Regions from separate parts of the Mus musculus genome. Here region 1 is linked to region 2. Evidence: chromatin loops called from intact Hi-C (ENCODE). Cell type or tissue: left cerebral cortex. All regions are shown on one strand. Links, peaks and the distances in the headings refer to the core of each region. The heading gives the core; the rest is flanking DNA.

Region 1 (9,286 bases), core at 719-8,718, 200 kb before region 2:
AGCCATACCTCAAAATTACTGTCCAGCTTGACCCAGCCGCGGTCTTGTGATGCAAGGCGCTTCGAATAGGCCTGCTCCAGGGACATTATCTGCTTCTGACTAAACGGCTTCCATTTCTGTTTTGGCTTCATCTCCCAAACAACACCTGAGCTAAAATAATTCACAAAGGAAATTAAGCTATGAGTATGTATTTTCACAGAACTGCCGTTGAATTTCCTATTTATCTAGATATCAACATCCTGTGAAAATGACATTGATGCAAGAGATCCTTTTAGAACAGCCAATCTCACCTGCCTTCGAGGGAGCATGAAGAATAAAGCTAGGGGAAATATCTCTCATGGCAGCACACTGGCATCCATCATGCCAATGACTGTTTTTGTACAGGACCACAGAGATTGTACATTGACCATGTCAAGGGAAGAAAAGAAAAAAAGCTTCCATAAAATTTTTAACTAATGAAACTTAAAATATTAAAAAAAACTAAAGATGTCTATTTAAAAAATTCTTGTGAATAAGCCAACATTTTACATAGTTATTGTTCCTGATTCTCAAAATCAGGTGTGAATTTTTCAAGTGGAATTTTAAAAATGAAGATTTGTGTTTATGCAACTGTGTGTGTGTGTGTGTGTGTGTGCGTGTGTGTGTGCGCGTGTGCGTGCGCATGTGTGTCCTTTCATGTAGTGCTCATGGAAGCCAAAGGAGGGCATCAGAAACATAAGAGTTTTTTTTTTGAGTCACCCAACATGGGTGCTTATTTTGAGACTCTACTTCAAATTCTCTACAAGAACAGTACATACTCTCAACCTCTGCTCCATCTCTCCAGCCCTATATTTGTGCTGATTTATAACAACTATTTTATAACATCATTATAGACATTTGCTGCCAAGTACTGACATCAATCTATGAGAACACTGCATCTATTTTATTCTTATTTTATTTACTACCCCTGAGGGGTTTATAAAATTCTAAGAGACTACTGTGTTAATACTTGCCTTTCTGCCCATCAGCACATTGTGAATAATCAGATTACAAGAAAGTTCCTCAATTGGACAGATAGATTTTGAAATACAAACATTTTCTTCATACACACACACACCAAGATCAGAAAAAATGTTGTTCCAACTGAAGGCTTATGATATAAAATATGTCTTCTCCAAACATATGGGCATTAGAGACCTTTTAACTTAAGACAGCATGGGAAATACACATCAACGGTCTGACATGGCTTATGATTTAAGCATTACCTATCTTAAAACTGAGTTTGTGGCAACATAAATTTTGCACATAAGCACTGTCATCTGGCTTTCTAATTCTCAATTAAAGTTCATACAGAAACATGGCCAGTTCCTTGAGCAAGATGGCTTCCAGTTCTAGTTAAGAGTGGGAGAACAGTGCATGGGGGTGACTATTTACTCAGGGCTCTGAATTTGAAGAGTTCAGTGAGAGACTTCTAGTGCTACGTCATTCAACTGCTATGTAGTAAGACACAGGACAATGAGCTTCTACTGCCATCAAGCCACAGGAACGATGGGGTTAAAGCACAGACTGAGTTTGACAACACCCAACAGATCAAGTATTTCCTACCAAGCATCTGCTGACACATAACACAAAGAACAGAAGGTATGAAGTGCTTCATACTTTCAAAATTCTATGAACTTGACCAACTAAGATTGTGCTCGCAGTCATAATGCATCTTAGACTTCAGCTCAGTCATGCAGAATTTATCTTCCCCATTTGAAAAGATTCTCACCATCCATTTTAAGCTCTGCCCTGACTTCTCAGATACACAATGCTTGAGTGCAAGGGAGCACCAGCTGACTCCTCAGAGCTGGAGAGCCATCTGTGTCGCCAGCCTTTGTAGCTGACTGATGTTGTTCTGAATGTCCTCAAGTCCATGTAAAACTGTCCTCACAGAAACACTAATGGGCTTAGGTAATTTATCATCTCTGCACATATTTCTTTAGCTGCCACAATCAGACAGGATCAACTACAAAAGGCTTTCCTTGCTAGACTTAGCAAAGGAGTCCCTCAGAAGCTGACTTTGGCTATAGCCTCATTCATGGTGATCTTTGTGAAAACTTGTGTTGTGGTGAGACATTCTGTCTTACAGCTTTCTAACTTTTCCAGCCCCTGCTCACCTGCATGCACACTTAGTTTGGAAGTGGCAGTATCTTCCATATTCTTCTGGCACAGCGATAATTGCACGATGCAATAAGTTAATGCTTTGTCAAAAATAATGTGTATTCTACTATGCCCTCAAAGAGAGACATTCAAAGCCCATTCTTCCTGTTTTCACACGATGGGTATCCAGAGTAAGAATAAATAAATAAGCAATATAGCAAGACAATATTCATTGTGATTTGAGTGCACAGAGCAGCAGCGAGAAAGCAGCTACACATGCGTGACAATAAATAAACCACTCCTGGGCTGTGCACTGTGAACCTCATACATGTGCAACAATAAATAGTGGCCCCAACCACTCCTGGGCTGTGCACTGTGAACCTCATATAACTTCACTTCTCATAAAATATTATTTGGGTGTTCCCCATCTTTTCAATATTAAACACTTTGGTTTGAAATCAAAAGCTATACATAAACAGGCAGTGGTTTCACTGTGACTTATCATTCATACTTTACTGAGGTGTATTAAAGAAAACCGTTTATGAAATAAATATGAATCTATAATATTTTAATTTACCTAGCTTACTGAGACTAGCTAATGATGTTTCCTATGTGTTGCATAAATCCAGCAGCTCTTCCTGATAAAAACCATGAAACCTGGGAAAGCACCCTCATGTTTAGGGCATCTAAAGAGATTGTTGTTCTGTTGGGGGAAAACTGTCCTCTAAATAAGTCTTTTACCAAACTCACTGTGATTAGCAGACAAGAGAACCATACAAGTGTTTTCTCAGTAGAAACTGAACCAGAGGAATTAATGGGTGTGAAAGTTCTAAATAGCCATAATGGCTAATAATAAATGACATAATAACTAACTAATAATAAGTAATATAATAACTAACCACGAAACTTAAAATCCAGAGGAAACTGATGCTCAAGTATGGAGGGATTGGCTGGACTCTCCCTTCTCACACGCTGGTAGGCACAGCGAATTTCTAGCTAACAAGCTCTCAGTTAGATGTCTCACTTAGGGAGTGAGTTTACAGGGCTCTGACATTTCACAGTACCTGTAGTTACCGGTGCCCACACATTTCCTTTCCCACACTCTCCAGGCTGCCTGCTGGGGTATCAGAGAACTTAGCAGCTGTTCACTTGGGGAACCTGCCCCTTTCCTCAGAGATCTGTAACAAGGAACCCAGATGCTGCCACAAGGGCCTGACTCCACTCAGTGTTGTTCCTGCAATGTTGTGTGTGATATTGGAATATGAACTCTCCTAGAAGTGTGCTCCGCAACATGCTATCGTCTGTAAACATTAACCTTCAATGACCCATCAGTGTGTTCCTGAACCCACAAATACATATTACAGTGTGTGTGTGTGTGTGTGTGTGTGTGTGTGTGTGTGTCTTGCTTCCCTTATAAACATTTTTTTCTAATTTATTTCTAGTGGCTTCTCTCAAGGCATACTAGTTTCCCCAAATTCCACTGCATAAATGAATTATTTCTACTGCAGATGCAGATACTATTTTCAGTTTTTCTCAATGTTTTTATAACTCGTTTTTTAAAACAAAAAAGGAAAGAGGAGGAAAGGAAGGAGGACAGGAAGAAAGGAGGGAGGGAAGGAGGGAGGGAGGAAGGGAGGGAGGAAGGGAGGGAAGGGCTGACGGATGGACTGTCTTTCCTGCCAACTGACATGAATACTGTGAAAGCACAGAAGGCCCCTGAGTCCTCTGAGACTCTGGACCTATCTATCACCTGGCAGTCCAAACATTTACTTAGTACATATGTCAAATTGAGGACATGCATCTATCTGTATATAGTCTCACTAAATGTATATTGTGAACTTGGGGCTTTTTAAAGACTTCTGCATCTTATCTCTCTTTGTATATACCTGGTGATTCCGACATATGAGACTTCCTGCTTGTTTTCATTGTTAACCAGAGAGAGCCCGAGGCTGTGGAGCGACAAGGCTACTTCGTGATCGGCCTGTTCCATTTCTTCAGCTTGGAGTGCTTTGGAAACCAAAGCAACATCATCTGTGAAAAGCAGAACCCTCTGGCGCCCATCAAGGAAGGACACCCAGTGTATCTGGATGTTCGCATCGTACGGAAACTGACCACACTCATCCTGGAGAAAGAAAGACACTGAGTTAAACATGGACAGAATTTTCATACTTAAAGCTGGATATAAAAGAAAAGCTTCGAAAGATTGACTGTAAGACAGAGAACTCCAGTCATCAAACTGACATAAAGCCAGCACTTACATAAAAATAACAAGAACGCTAACCAGGTCTAGGAATATGGCTCCACGGATAAGGCAGGTCTGTAAGCAGGACCTACATTTTAGAGCTCTAGTACCCATTTAGAAGCTAGGAAGGAGAGTGGCTGCCTGCAATCCCAGCACTTTGGAGGCTGAGGCAGAGGAATTTGGGGCAAACTGGCTCCTTAGACTAGCCCCATTAGAGACCCTGTCTTGATAAAGTAGGAAATGACTGAGAAAGACACCAGAAATCAATTTGAGGGTGCTACATCCATAAGTACATGCACTCACAGACTCTTATATGTGCCAACACACATGTACACACACACACACACACACACACACACACACATATCATTGTTTTCCCTATCATCGACAGAGCAGTGCCTTGGCTTGCGTCCCTGGCTAGTGTGGCAGGGCTCTGTGCAGGATCTCAAGCTTGCTTTACTAGCACCAGTGTGGTAAGATGATTGCCTGTCTCTCCAACTGGAGAGCAGTTCCTGCTGAGAAAAGAAGTCAGCATAAGAAGAGGTGTGTGTGTGTGTGTGTGTGTGTGTGTGTGTGTGTACCTATGTGTGTGCCTATGTGTGTGCCTATGTGTGTGACAGGGGTAAATAAGTGGCAGTGGAAATCCCAGGATTTTTGAGATGCTGGACCCAGGGGGCATCTGTGAGAAAAGCTTCAGGTATGGAGGTGAGGGTGCTTCAGAGAGAGGGGCTGTGTCTGCTGCAGGCAGCAGAGCTGGCAGAGCAGGGTGACCCAGCCCTCTGTACCTCAGGTGATTCCTCCACAAGCCCTAGATGCTGAGCATGGAGCTGCAGGATTTCATGTTCTCCCTGCTGGATTCTCTCGTTTGCATATGATCATTCCATGCTTTGCCCCCACCCCCCGTTTTTGGACTAGAAATGTTTACTCTATGCCACAGTATGTTAGAAATATGTAACTTTTTCATGATTGTCCAAGACTCACAGTTCTAAACAGTGTTGGGACTCTTAACAACTAGAGGGTCTTGTGAAGGTTGACTGAATGCATTTTGCCTTATTAAATGGTCACAACACAGGGCCAAGAGATGGAAGGCTGGTATAAAAGTAAATGGCTGGCTGTGTGGTTGACCAGGGATTCGCCTGTAATAGTTTATACTGATTGCCAATTTGATAGGATCTAGAATCACCTTGGAGACAAATCTCTGGACATGCTTATGAGGGATTTTCTAAATAAATGAACAGAAATAGAGAAATAAGCCTAAATGTGGACAGCACGCTTGCTGGAGCTGGAGTCCTAGCCTGAATCAAAAGGAAAAAGCAAGCTGAGCACTGGCTTTCACCTCTGCTCCATCACTCCAGACACAATGTGGCCAGCTTCGTCAACTTCCCTGCCTTGACAGACTGTAGCTCCATGAATATCAGAGGCCCAAACACCTTCCTCCTTAAAGATGCCTTGCATCGCACTTTATCTTAGCAACCAGAGAAACGACTCATACAAATGGTTTGCAGTATAAAACACAAAAGGAACAGTCTTAGAACATTTCAATTCACTTTGTTTCCATGAAAACAGCATTTCCATATCAAAGGGTACCTTTAAGAGATCATGCTCCCCAAAGTTAGCTGCATAGTTCCAAGTGAGTTTCCTGATGCCAGTGGGATCTGCCCAGGCAAAGAGTCGAGTTTCTCCTGGCAGCAATACTAGTTCCTCCTGTGACCCACTGAAACAGTTGACAGAAGATCAGCATGTCCTGGCCTTGAGACACCACAAAGGCCTTATAAACTTGCTTAGTCAATAACATACAACTCAGCCCCAAAACAAGTACACTAATACGCCCTGTAGCTAGCAGTTCTGGCACCTGGGCAGACAGACTATGTCAGTGCAGCACAGTTCCAGACACGCATTTACAGGAACGGGGTCACTGCCATTACCAAGTGACTAAGAGAAGGATAATGTTTAATACATAATTTCACAGACCTTTGTCTGCATTCTGAAATTTATAAAGACCCAAAGCCCAAAGATTTTTCTCAGGTTTGCTCTCAAGCCATTTGGCAAAAAGACCCATTTGAGTTGATTGGGATATTTAAAAGCATCTCTTTGTCCCAGTTCATATCAGACACGTAAGTTTTGCTGTAGAAATATAAATGTGTTTGGTGAATACTATGTCAAAACTTGCCAGTGCATTAGGAATAAACAGCACATGCCTCTTACCACCGTTGTCAAGTCTGAAGCCATCTGGGGTGTGAAACTGTAACATTTCCCAGAAAGGACCATGGATTATTGAAAGCAAAGTGGAGATCTAACCCCGCCTTGTCTCATACCTCTGTTTATACGTGAGGACATCCCACTGTGTGTGGTTCATTATCAGAGCAGGCGCAGACCCCTCATGATAGTCACTGAAGGTTATGACAGTTGAGTGTTCAGCAGTGTTTATGTCCACCAGGATGCCTCCATTCTGTTTCAGAGAAGAAGAAGTGTGCTCAGCCTACTGGCTAAGTATCTCAACTGCATGGACCCATCCCACGTTCAATCAGCTTTACAAACACGTCCCTTATCTCTAAAGTTCTCACTGGCTCTGGCTCCCACAAACGTGTGTTGTCATTAAAATGCCCCCAGAAGCCCTACAAGGCATCTCCAGATCTCTATAGCATGACTCACAGGAAAAGTTCAGTCAACTTTCAAAAGTCAAAGACATGATATTTTGCAATCTGAAGACTTACCAGATCCTCTAAGCTCAATAAAGTGCCGTTGTCTTGTCGGTTGTAAAAGAATGGCTTGGAAGAGCCTTCGTAGCCCACCACTCTCACACAAAGTTTGCCAGACAAATTTTCAGGCCAAAATGGAATACACTGAAAAAAGTATAATACCAGGACATAAGACAGCGGTTCATTAAACACATTGGGTAATTAAATTTTCAAGTCTAGATCTTATTTAATAAAATATCAGTAAAATTGTTCAAATGTCCTCTATACCTCATAGTAAAAACCCTGACAACACTGACGAGCTGGGTGTGGTGGCACACGCAGAAGCTGAAGCGGGAGCTTCCTAAGTTCAAGGCCAGCCCAGGTTACACAGCAAGAACCCATTTAAAAAAACAAAAACAAAAAAGCAAAACAAAAAGAAAACCCTACTGATATAATCATGAGACCACAGTGCATTCATCAGAATAAAAATCTATTAATCTATATGTACTTATAGCAATTACATTATAAAAAACTCAAGAGCTTACTGATTAAGAATGCCTCCATCTCCTGTGTACTTAAAAATCTCACTCTTCACTGCATTTGCCTTGCCAAGTTCATGGATCAATTTTAGTCATATGGGGATAACTAGAAAATGACTGCTAGCCATCTAGACTGAGCTAATAGAAAATATTACCAATTATTTTCTAATAGGGTGAAATAAAGATCTTTTGTAGTTGCTGTCACAGTTAACACATATGCGTGTCTATGCTTATCTGTACATTTTGGGAATCAGCCATATCTTAGGGAAATTTACCTCTGACGAAGCAACATAGTGCCATTTGTTGGTGGGTATGGAACCATCTGAAGCAATCTCTCCAACTTCTAGGTCTAACGAGGACTTATTTGCAACAGTACAGAAGGGAGTCAGAGTGACTACTCGTGAGAGATTAAAACTGCTCATCTTGATGCTAACCCCGACCTGAGGGAAGGAGACAAACAAGGTCATTCTCCTGCTCTTTATTCAGTGTCAAAAATGAAGACATAGGTCACACACGTGCAACTGAGAATATATAAACTAGGAGTCTTAGATAAGTAACTAGTAAAAGCTGTATTCTATTATTGTCCTCTACAGAAAGGTCTGGCTTCTCACACCAGCTTTACCAGAAATCAACTACAAAACACAGATCACACGCTCAATGACATCTCGCAATGATCGATTTACTGTCTGGTTTGTTGTTGTTTTTTTTTTTTTACTTATTAATAATCTAAATGTTAAGTGCTTTATAGTTAGTAGGCTCAAATTTAATTGCTTTGTCTATTACCAATAAAATCAGAATTCTGAAGCAGTAGAAAATGGGTCATGTGGCATCCGATTATTCAGATTTTCAAAGTAGTCAGGCTTAAGATTTAAGATATAACTGACAGGGTATATGGAATGAAGATTTGAATGTATCTTGAATATTACTAAAGTTGCCCAATCCAATGAAGTCAACCCATTTGAATTTTGACAAATTCAAGTTCTGCTTTGATAAAATAATAGAAATCTGCAGACCATCTTCCAAAGAACTTTTGATTTCAGACTTCTGTGCTCCTTAGGAGCCGGCTTGTTTGCTGAAGTGTGGGGAAGCAAATGAAGCCAAAGGTCATGAAGCAGCCCCTCTTACCAGGTATTCCATATTGGTGGCCGGGCACTTCACACACCCGTAACTGCCCACAGTGTCCAGTGAGAAACCATTGGACCAGGCACTGGTTGAAATTTTTAGCTGTACCTACACAAGAGAATATATGATATCATGTAAGAAACCTAAAAGATGAAACTAATTTTACTTCATAGAAAAATTTCTAGACTTATAGAAATTTCCCCAGTATCTTGAAACACAGAAAAATACAGTCACAACCATACTGAATGGGTATAGGGAACCAAGGAAGAGAAGTATAACCCTGACCATCCCATTCACCTTAGCAATAAATGAAAATTTGTCTTTAATTATTTAATTATAATTACTAAAGTTAGACACGTCCCTCATGTTAGTTTTAAAGGGACACAGCTGCCGTCTTCAGTGAGCATGGAACTCAACAGAGATAAAAGGAAGCACGTTCTAAGAATTATGACACCACACAAGAGGTGTAAAACGCAGCTGGGGAGAGGATGGTGGCGTTCCTCTGGGATTTAGGTGGAGTCTTGCAGAAGAGACTGGCCTGTGCCCTGCCAGTCTGCTTACCCCTACCCATCCACCAAGATCAT
Region 2 (9,286 bases), core at 706-8,705:
CTGCCGATGCTTTCTGTCTTCTATACCCTGGCATCTCCTTTATTGAATTTTGGAATGTTGCACTGACTCAGAGTTTGGTCCACCTGCTCTTTCTGTTTATCCCATCTTTCCTTTCTACATTCAGTTTGGGCAATCAATGATTGATTAGCTAATGTGTGCTGTACTCTGTTTTAGGTGTCTGAGACAAAGCAATGACTATGTAAGCCAAATTTCTGCATTTGTAAAGCATACATTGTCATAAAAAGGAAAATGTGCAAACTACACAGTAACTGTGTAATACACCATTGGGTAGTAACAGTGACACACACAGGAGGGTGGAAGAAAAGGAAAATAAAGAATTGTAAGGGCAAGAGGACAGGGGTACCAGCTATGACTTTGTGAAGAGGTGACGTTCTCATAAGAGTAAAGTAAAACATGAGGCAGATGAGTCAAGGACAACTACACGAGACTGGAGTGACAGAAGACATGTTTGTGACCTTGAGAGAAGGCTCAGTAAGTAAACTGCTTGCTATCCCAGCCTCAGTCCCCGAGTTTGGATCACCAGAACCCATATAAAGCTAGCATAGTGCTTCTATGTTGAGATGGGCCACAGAGGTAGGAAAATCCCTGGAAGCTTGCAGGGCACCTGACCCAGAGTGTACAGAGGCAAACAAAAAGACTCTGACCCAGATAAGGTGAAAGGTGATGGTTGATACTGTAAGATCCCCGAAGCTGGGCCTCTGCTCAAATTCTGGGATGAGCTGGTCAGCACCCCAATGACGCTAGAGAAAACCTCACCTGATGCAAACTGCAAGAGGTTTTATTATCAGCTAGCTGAGGACGAACTCCTCGAGCCTTGCAGGGCAGGGGAGTTTGACCCCAAGTGGTAACAGTAAGGGGCTTTTAACAGCTAGCTGAGGAATTGGGAGGAGTTGGGAGCAGTTGGGAGGGGAGTTGGCTACAGCTCCTTTCTGGGGGCGGGGGGAGCTGCAGCCTCCCCTCCAGCATCTATCTCCATGTCCTTGTAGGTCTTCCTACAATTATCGCATCTCTGGCTGTTAGGCACAGAAACAAAAAGGCTTTTTGCTGGCTATAGAGAACAAAGAGCTTTTTTTCTGGCTGCATTTTTAGAGATCAGGGAAAACAAGCTTGGGGAACGTCCAGGGGCTTTACCTTCCAGGGAGAAACACTCTAAGTCGGGGTCTCACAATATCTAAGGTTAACATGGCAAGTGCACATCTGTACTCACACATATGAACACACACACACACAGAGATGAGCATGTGCCCACCCATGCAAGTATATGCACATGCACACACAGAGATTTAAAAAGAAAGCATGATTGTGCCATTTATAAAGGACTAGGAAAGATGATACTGGGAAGAAACATAGAGTTTTGGCTTAGAGCTATGAATACAACTTGCTGAGGCATTATAACATTGTAGTAAGGGGCTAGTTAGTTACACTTTCCTTTTGGAATTCCTTTTGGAATTTTTCCCTTCTCAAGGACAGAAATCTTCCTGGCTACTTGTCTTTCATTTGCCGCTCTCCAAACCTGTTACCTTCCTTAGTTGTTTTGTTTGTTTGTTTGTTTGTTTGGGGTTTTTTGCTTTGTTTTGGTAGTTACTGTAATAAAACTTGGGGTTTTTTTGTTGTTCTTTCTTTTTTTTTCTTCCTAAGTTTTATTTATTTAGCTATCCACTTGTGTATATTGTTCATAGCTGTGCCCTCTGTTCTTAGTATGACACTTATTGCAAAGAAGAGGCTCAAATGACTTGTGAGACAGCACAGGGTAGGCCAGTCATCTGGAGCAGCCAGGACACCTTGGTTCCTGTCTAAGGTCAGCTTTGTGTGCTAGCTACATGGCTCTGTGGAAATATATCTGGAATGAGTTCTCGGTTTTCAGTTATATGATTTTTAAGCACTAATTTGTCCACTGAAAATTATATTTAAAAATGCAGGATTTGTGATCGTACTCAGGATTTTAATAAGCTCTTTCTGGGCTGGGGAGACAGCCCAGGTGTTAAGAACACTGGCTGCTGTGATCCAGGACCTAAGTTCAGATCCTAGAACTCAAGTCAGATGGCTCACAACTTCCTGTATCCCCAGCTCCAGGGCATCTGGTACTTCTGGCCTTACTGGTATCTGCCCTCTAGTGCACATGCATACATCTATACATAATTTTTAAAAAATAATAAAAATAGACCTATTTCAAAAATTCTTGGGAGCTAGAGAGATGACTCAGTAGTTAAGAGAACAGACTGCTCTTCCTGAAGACCTGTGTTCAATTCCCAGCACCCATGCGGCAGCTCACAGCTGTCTGTAACTCCAGGATCTGACACTCTGGCACAGATATACATGCTGACAAAACACCAATGCACATTAAAAAAAAAGTGAACAAGAAAATAAAAACTTCTTAGAACCTCTTAGAACCCACAGCTCAAGAAATAGACAACTGATTTTAACTCATCTAGGAAATCCTACTGAAAAAACTAATCACTGTGTAACTGAAACACAGCTGAATGGGAACAAGGCCACAAAACCAGCTTGTTTACAGAGGCCACAAAGATCCCCCCCAGGAAGAAACAAAAGGAATGCCCACCCCCACCATCACCTTGAACTCCTATTTTCTTCCTTTACCTCTGCTCGCACAATATATGAAGAATTCTCTTTCAAAAGGGTTCTATTTCTTCTCAGAGGGGATTCTCTTCACCAACGCCATTGTACTAGAAGAGAGTTCTATGTGCATTATATGTGCATTGAAGGGAGAGTGGAAATTACACCACCTAACTCTGTAAAAACATTGTAATAGATCTGTCTGGAATGATGTTGAAAACATTATCACAATATCGTGTGTGCACAATTGCCCTCAGAGGTCAAGTTACAACCTCTGATGTTGTTCAATTGTCATCCACCTTATTCTTTGGGACAGGGTCTCCCATTGGTCACCAATAAGGCTAGACTGGAGAGTTATCAAACACCAAGGATGTAGCTGCTTGTCTATCCCTCTCCAGCCTTGCGCTTACAATTGTGTATCACCGGCCTCAGCTTTTTAAAGATAGGTTTACCAGGACAGGATTCAGTACATCTCGCCTGCATGGCAAGCACTTCACCAGTGAATGAACCTTCCTTCCAGTGGGGAAAAGCAAGCATGTGAGTGTGCTTCTGTTCTTATTCTTCCACTCTGGGGTAAATACGTTCTTTACGTTGTTGGTTTTCCCTTTTTACTATTAAAATGGTCTGGAAAAGGAGCAGATACTGTAAATAGACGGGGGGGGGGGCATTACTTTTCCTTTTGCTTCCAAAAAGCGATCAGAAAAGTGAAAAAACATCAATGCTGCAAGATTATAGATAGAAAAATAAATAACTTTTATTTTGTACAAAAGGGAAAGTGCACCAGAGCCAAAAGGCTGTTGTGTGTGTCCCGGGGATAAGCCACTGTCAAGAGGCCTTGAGTATCTGAGGGCCAAGAGTCTCTGTGCATCTCAAGGCGACTCAACCTTAAATGTCCAGAGCACCAGGGAAGCCGCGCTCATAGCAGTAGCAGAGAGCCCAGCAGCAGCTCGCCCTGGCCCAGCGGTCGTCCGCGCTCCAGCCCGCGGCCCTTGCTCTCCGCCTTGATGCGCACGGCCAGGCGGCGCAGCTGCTCCTCCGGGAGCCGATCGAAGCAGCAGTCCTGGTCCAGGGCGGCCTTGCGGCTGCGGCGGACCACACTGGCGCGCTGCTGGCCCGACGGCCTCAGCACCAGGCTGAGGCGGCAGCCCAGGGCGCGGGGCTCCAGCGCGGCGGCCGGGCCCTCAGCGCGCAGCAGGCGGAGGCGGAGGCAGGCGCTGCGCGGACAGTACTCGGCCGCCAGGCGCAGCGTGCAACCCCCGCGGCCCAGAGCCACGCTGGCTTCAGCTTGCAGGCGCTCGGGATCCGGGCTGCTGGGGACCGGGGGCGCGCAGGAAGCGGCGCGCTCGTGCTCGTCGCCGCGGGGCGCGGGGCGCGCGCTGGCCCGGCCGCGGGGAGCCCGCAGCGCGCGGCTCAACAGACCATCGGGGGCGCGGAGGAGGCGGCGCATACGGGGCACTGGAGCGGCTGGTGGGGTTTTGTCCAGGTCGCGCGGGGCGCCGAGCTCAGAGTCCGATGCTCGGCGCGGACTCGCGTAGGTGTGCGCACGGTGGCAAAGTCCCAGCCTGGGGGTGCCGGGGTGGCCGAGGAAGAGCGACTCCTTCCGGCGCGTGTGCGGGCTCTCGAGCAGCGCGCAGAAGCCGTAAACGGTGCGCGCGCGGGGCAGGTGCGGCAGCGAGAGCGCAGCCTGGGAGCGCGGGTCCCAGTCGGTGCGACCCGCGCAGTCTTCGTCACTGTCTTCGCGGTCGTCAGGGATGCGCGGCCACAGGTCCGGTTCGGCCGCGCAGCGCCAAGGCAGTGCGGCAGCGGGAAGCGGTGATTCGAGAGCGCCGGGGACCTGCAGCCGCGGGGGGATGCAGAACTCTGGGATGCGGCCCGGGGTGAGCACGTTGGAGAAGGCAGGCTCAGGAGTGGAGGAGCGAAGTCGACCGAGAAGCTTCATCCTTCTAGCTTATGCCCGAGCGTGGCGGATACACGAGCGTCTGCAACACAGAGAAAAACTGTTGAATTTGGGCTCCTGAAGTCCAGTGGATCCCTTCTTTGACCCTCTGGAAGTACCCACAAATCTAGGGCTCCGGGTCAGCACGAATCAACCTTTGGAGCATCCTCATGGTAACAAACTATATACATGAATATATAGAAATCAGACCTTTTCTTCTTCAGTCTCGCTGGGTCCGACTAGTCGCAGGAACGAAGCAGGTGACGTGTAGTTCACAGCTAGGGCTCCACCTTCAGCACTGCAGCTGTGACAGTGGCGCTCCAAACTTATACCTTAGTGGAAGTCACGCCCAGGCTCCAAGAGGCCAATCCGAAGAGGTAACAGACCGAACCCGCCTTTCAGCCGTCCCTTCCCACTAAATCTCCAGCTGCTAGCTGTATAGGTGTCGCAGGAGCTGGCTCTGGGACTTACATTGGCTGTCCCTTTGCTGGAGCGCCATTTACAGATGAGTAAAGGGCATCCTGTCACCATGCGAAAGAGAATTTGGTAGTTCAAAGTGTTTGTGGCCTCTCAGAGAAGGTGAGGAAGGAGGAAGAAACGTGAAGTTGAATTTAGCAACTAAGTAAATCCGATCCTTCCACTGGGCACCTGACTCATAAGCTCCCCTGGGTTCTATTTTTCAGGATGCATACCTGTTTCCAAGCACAGACTAAACTTGGCATGTCCGTTTAGGATGGGGTTATGTGCAGAACGTTTTGCGAAATTGAAAACGCATTAGTCCGCCTACGTTTAACATATCCAGACTGCTTGGATTCGACACTGGACTAAAAGGTTGGAGTAAAGTGGTTGCATTCACTTTAATTCAAAAATCGTAGATACTGACTAAGTCCCGGGTCAGCAGCTTAGTTAGCCTCTGTCTCCCTCTGCTGGACTGTCCTTGATATCACCATGGTCTGGGCTACCTGATGCCCTAAGTACTGGTGATTTGGGTAAATAAATAAAGTGCAAAATCCTATGAATGACTTGGGGGGAGATTTTGGGCAGATCCCTAAAAATACTTGATTTTCCAAAATTACCCTTTTCTTTCTGCCCTAGCCAAACCTATCCAGAGGCAGGGGGTTGGGGTGATGGGGAAGTGGAGGTCGGTGGGGATAGACAGGGGGACCTTACAGTTAATCCAAAGACACTCTTATTTTCTGAGATAAAGATGAAATGAGGCCGGCATGGTGGCGCATGCCTTTAATCCCAGCACTCGGGAGGCAGAGGCAGGTGGATTTCTGAGTTCAAGGCCAGCCTGGTCTACAAAGTGAGTTCCAGGACAGCCAGGGCTATACAGAGAAACCCTGTCTCAAAAAACCAAAGTAATAACAATAATAATAATAAAAGAAAGATGAAATGAGGGTTTGGGGAAGCTCCACGAAGGCTAAAGAGAGCCTCTTAGTATGGAGATCTGCTCTGTGTCTGCCATGTGCTACTTCCCGGGGCTGAAATGCCTCTTCTTTGTTTTGTGTCTTCTAAGGGGGTGGGAAATTATGAATGACCCCCAGGACTCACACACAGCAAACAAATACTGCTACTGAATCACATCCCCAGACCTACTGAGTTATTTTGAGAGAGGTCCTTGCTAAGGTGCCCAGGCTGTCCTTGAATTCAGTGTAACCCAGGCAGGCTTTGAACTTGCAGTCCTTCCTGAGTGCTGGAAATACCGGCAGAGGCCACCAGACACAGCTGACTTTTAACTTTCTGTATGCATCAGCCCTGACAGGAACTGTTGGGACCCTGCAAGCCTCAAGAGGGGCAGGGGAAAGATCCATGCAAGAAAAAGACTGAAACTTGAGTCAGCACCACCTTTGAAAGTGGAAGAGTTTGACCCCAGGGTTGATTTTTATCTTACGTTTTAAATACAGTAAAATGTTGGAGAAAGGTTTCCGGGTGACATTTAGAACAAAGCTTTAGGCATAGTGACATAGGAACTCCCTAGCAAAGTAGGAAAGCGCCTGTGACCTTTACGATAGGAATGGGTTCTGTTGACTGCTGACCAGTGCTCCTGGCTAGGGGCTAAGGAGTAAGGATGTATACTCGGCTTAAGGATGGAATCTATTGGTAGATGATGCAAAGTACATGGGACCTCCTTCAGGAGGAAGGGTTCTATTTGCTGAGACAAAGCTCGGGACTAAGGGGAATCAGAAAAGCTGGCTCCCTAGAATAGTAAAAAAAAAAAAAAAAAAAAAAAAAAAAATCACCAGGTTGTCAGCCACCATCCACTCCCCCCTTCTGGGTGACCAGGCATCAGTAATCATCCTTTGGAGTCTGGTTTTTCCAGTGGTTTCTTTAAGCTTTCCATGACCTAATTCCCTGTCTGCAGTTCGTCTCCCTCCCGCCAAGCAGTCTATAGACCGCTGTTATATTTCTCATGATACTTTGGAAATTTTGATTGGCAGCTTTTTCTTGCCTAATAGAGTTTCCTAGTACATAAGTCACAGAGTTCCTTGAGACACCATTATGTGTCATGAGTTTTAGAAACATAAATGAATAGTAAAAGTCTGGATGGGAGGAGGAAATGAGAAGAACAAAGGCACCGCTATGAGTGTATTTATGATCCAATAAAATCCCTGTGGTAGAGCCCCAAATTGCCTTCATTCCAGTTACCTTGTCTAGGTCATTAACCTACCATCTTACTCAGTCCCCCCCACCCTTCAATTCCAGCACCAGGGATACAATCTTCGGCAAATACTAAGGTCTCAGTCAATATTTGATGAGTTATATTGTGTTACATTGATAGTAATCTACCATCCAGTTCTTATGACTGTCAGGTGCTTCCAACCACCTATCTCACTAGCCAGCTACATTATTTGATTTCTCATAATAAACCAGTGAGGCAGATGTCTCTGTTTGCCTGATGGGAAACTGAGGTGCACACAAGAGACCTTTCGTAGGGTCATTCAGACTGAACTAGGCCACAGCTGCTGAGTCTTTTCTTGCTAATTTCTGATCATTTCCTTCCTAACTAAGGTATTGTGTGTGACTTATCTGAAACCCAGAATTTCATTTGTTTGCTTGCTTGCTTTTGAGACAGGCCCAGGCTGGCCTTGGGTTTGTGTGATCCTCCTGCCTCAGCTAGCTGCCTGAATGCTGGAATTATAGACTGTGCCACCACGCTTTGGAACAATGTTTGTTCTTAAAACACCTGGGTCTACTTTTGTGTATTTTCTACTATCCTTATGTTGGAAATAACCCATTGTGTCAAGATCCTTAAATATGAGGAAAAGTGAAATTTCTGTCTGTATAAATAACATTCTTAATCACATTTCTCTAGTAGATTTGTTTGTGATTGGACAAGTATTGATCCATATGGATCCACCAGGGCCAGGGAACAGTAACATCCAGCTAAAGCCAAATTCACGTAGAGGTGATCTTGGGGGTCTCTGACCATCTGATTCCCCAATTCAGCAGGTCAGTCGGCTGAAGAGCCGTTGTTGAAGGGCCTTCTCTAAGGCAGAAAGCACCCTGGAAGCGTGTGCTAGGGTGGAATGGCAGAACTATGTAATAAGTGTGGATCCAGTGCCCTTTGTCTCCCTTGAGGAGGTACAACATTGTTCCTAACCTTCTTAAAAGCATCTTTACAGTAACTATCTAGACTAATTTGTGGTTACGTTTTAGCAACCATTAGACATTCTCCTTTGATGTCAGATATTTTTCTCCTTCACATTGGTACAATGTACATAGAACCCTTAATCATTTTTGCAAACATTATATTTATTTAATCCTTGAGATAATAATGGAAATCTAATACTCAGGCTGAGGAAATGGAAGTTTGTCATTAACAATATAGGAATACAGGGCTGAGCCATTACTAAGGCCTGCTTGTGACTCCCAACCATATCTTGAGGCTGGAGACATGGCTCAGTGGTTAAGAGCACTGGCTGCTCTTCCAGAGGATCCAAGTTTTATTTATAGCGTCCACATAGAAGCTCACACCCATCTATAATGTTAATCCCAGGGGATCTGATTCCCTCTGTGTGTCTCCAAGTGTATCAAGCATGCATGTTGTACGTATACATACATGTGGGTAAACCATACATTGTAGAGAGAATATCTTGAGTGTTGTATGGATTCATCACCTGTCAATTAAAAAGCCTATGGCCTGCAGCTTAGGCATGAAATAGAGGTGGGATATCTTGGAGGAGAAAGAATTCTGGAAGAGAGAAGGTGAGAGAGTCACTGAAGAGAACTGACGAGACAGACTCATGGTACTGGGCACAGGTAACCAGCCATGTGGCAGAATGTAGGTTAAAATAATTGGGTTATTTTGGTTATTATCTACTCAGAATAGAGCCTAGATATATGGCCAAGTTACTTATAAATATATTTTGAGTCTGAGTCTTATTTCTGGGAGCGTGGGGCTGGGAGGAAGACCCAGGTTTAACTACAACAAAACAGTCCCTAACTTATGTCAGTTAAACCCCAAGCTTACATCCAAAAAGGCCTGTGGAAAAGTCGGGCTAACAGAAGAAGAAGTCTGGTCTCTAAAATACAAAAACAGACCAAAGCTTCCCAAAACAGCACAAGATGAATGGCAGGGAAGTAAATTCCCAGCCAAGAGCAAGAACCTACAGAGAGATAGTATGGAAGAAGGCTTTTGAAAGAAGCCCCTACTCAACTTAAAAGCAAAACACTAAAGTTGGGGCTTCTCCCACAGACAGGCCATCTGTTTACACACAGGCTAAATGCAGCCAATACCACAGTGGATAGAGA

Evidence for each region. Hi-C counts contacts between places; a loop is a spot of excess contacts. Peaks named below come from ENCODE experiments on the same cell type or tissue, not always from the same donor. Only the 100,000 strongest peaks of a DNase experiment are listed, where the experiment ranks them.
Region 1: a loop joins it to region 2, with 3 times the contacts of the local background. A loop is called at or near these places in 2 of 42 quality-filtered maps.

The regions. Positions count from the first base shown.
Region 1 is chr9:67,952,458-67,961,743 of GRCm38, reverse strand. It overlaps Vps13c (vacuolar protein sorting 13C), which reads right to left. Exons shown (of 85, transcript NM_177184.4): 62 at 8,706-8,810; 63 at 7,856-8,020; 64 at 7,078-7,206; 65 at 6,679-6,812; 66 at 5,951-6,077; 67 at 4,008-4,243; 68 at 9-150. Among named protein-coding and RNA genes, the nearest start is that of Gm20745, 69 kb to the left of the region's middle. In left cerebral cortex, for the core only: no CTCF peak of the experiment used is centred there; a DNase peak (open chromatin) is centred at 4,076.
Region 2 is chr9:67,754,972-67,764,257 of GRCm38, reverse strand. C2cd4b (C2 calcium-dependent domain containing 4B) reads right to left here and starts at 4,821. Exons shown (of 2, transcript NM_001081314.2): 1 at 4,742-4,821; 2 at 3,325-4,574. The coding sequence starts at 4,534. The coding sequence ends at 3,512. M5C1000I18Rik (RIKEN cDNA M5C1000I18 gene) reads left to right here and starts at 4,028. Exons shown (of 2, transcript NR_153961.1): 1 at 4,028-5,110; 2 at 5,215-5,545. In left cerebral cortex, for the core only: a CTCF peak has its summit at 5,454 (motif pointing left); DNase peaks (open chromatin) are centred at 3,920, 4,877 and 5,423; H3K4me3 peaks cover 2,176 bases; H3K27ac peaks cover 1,305 bases.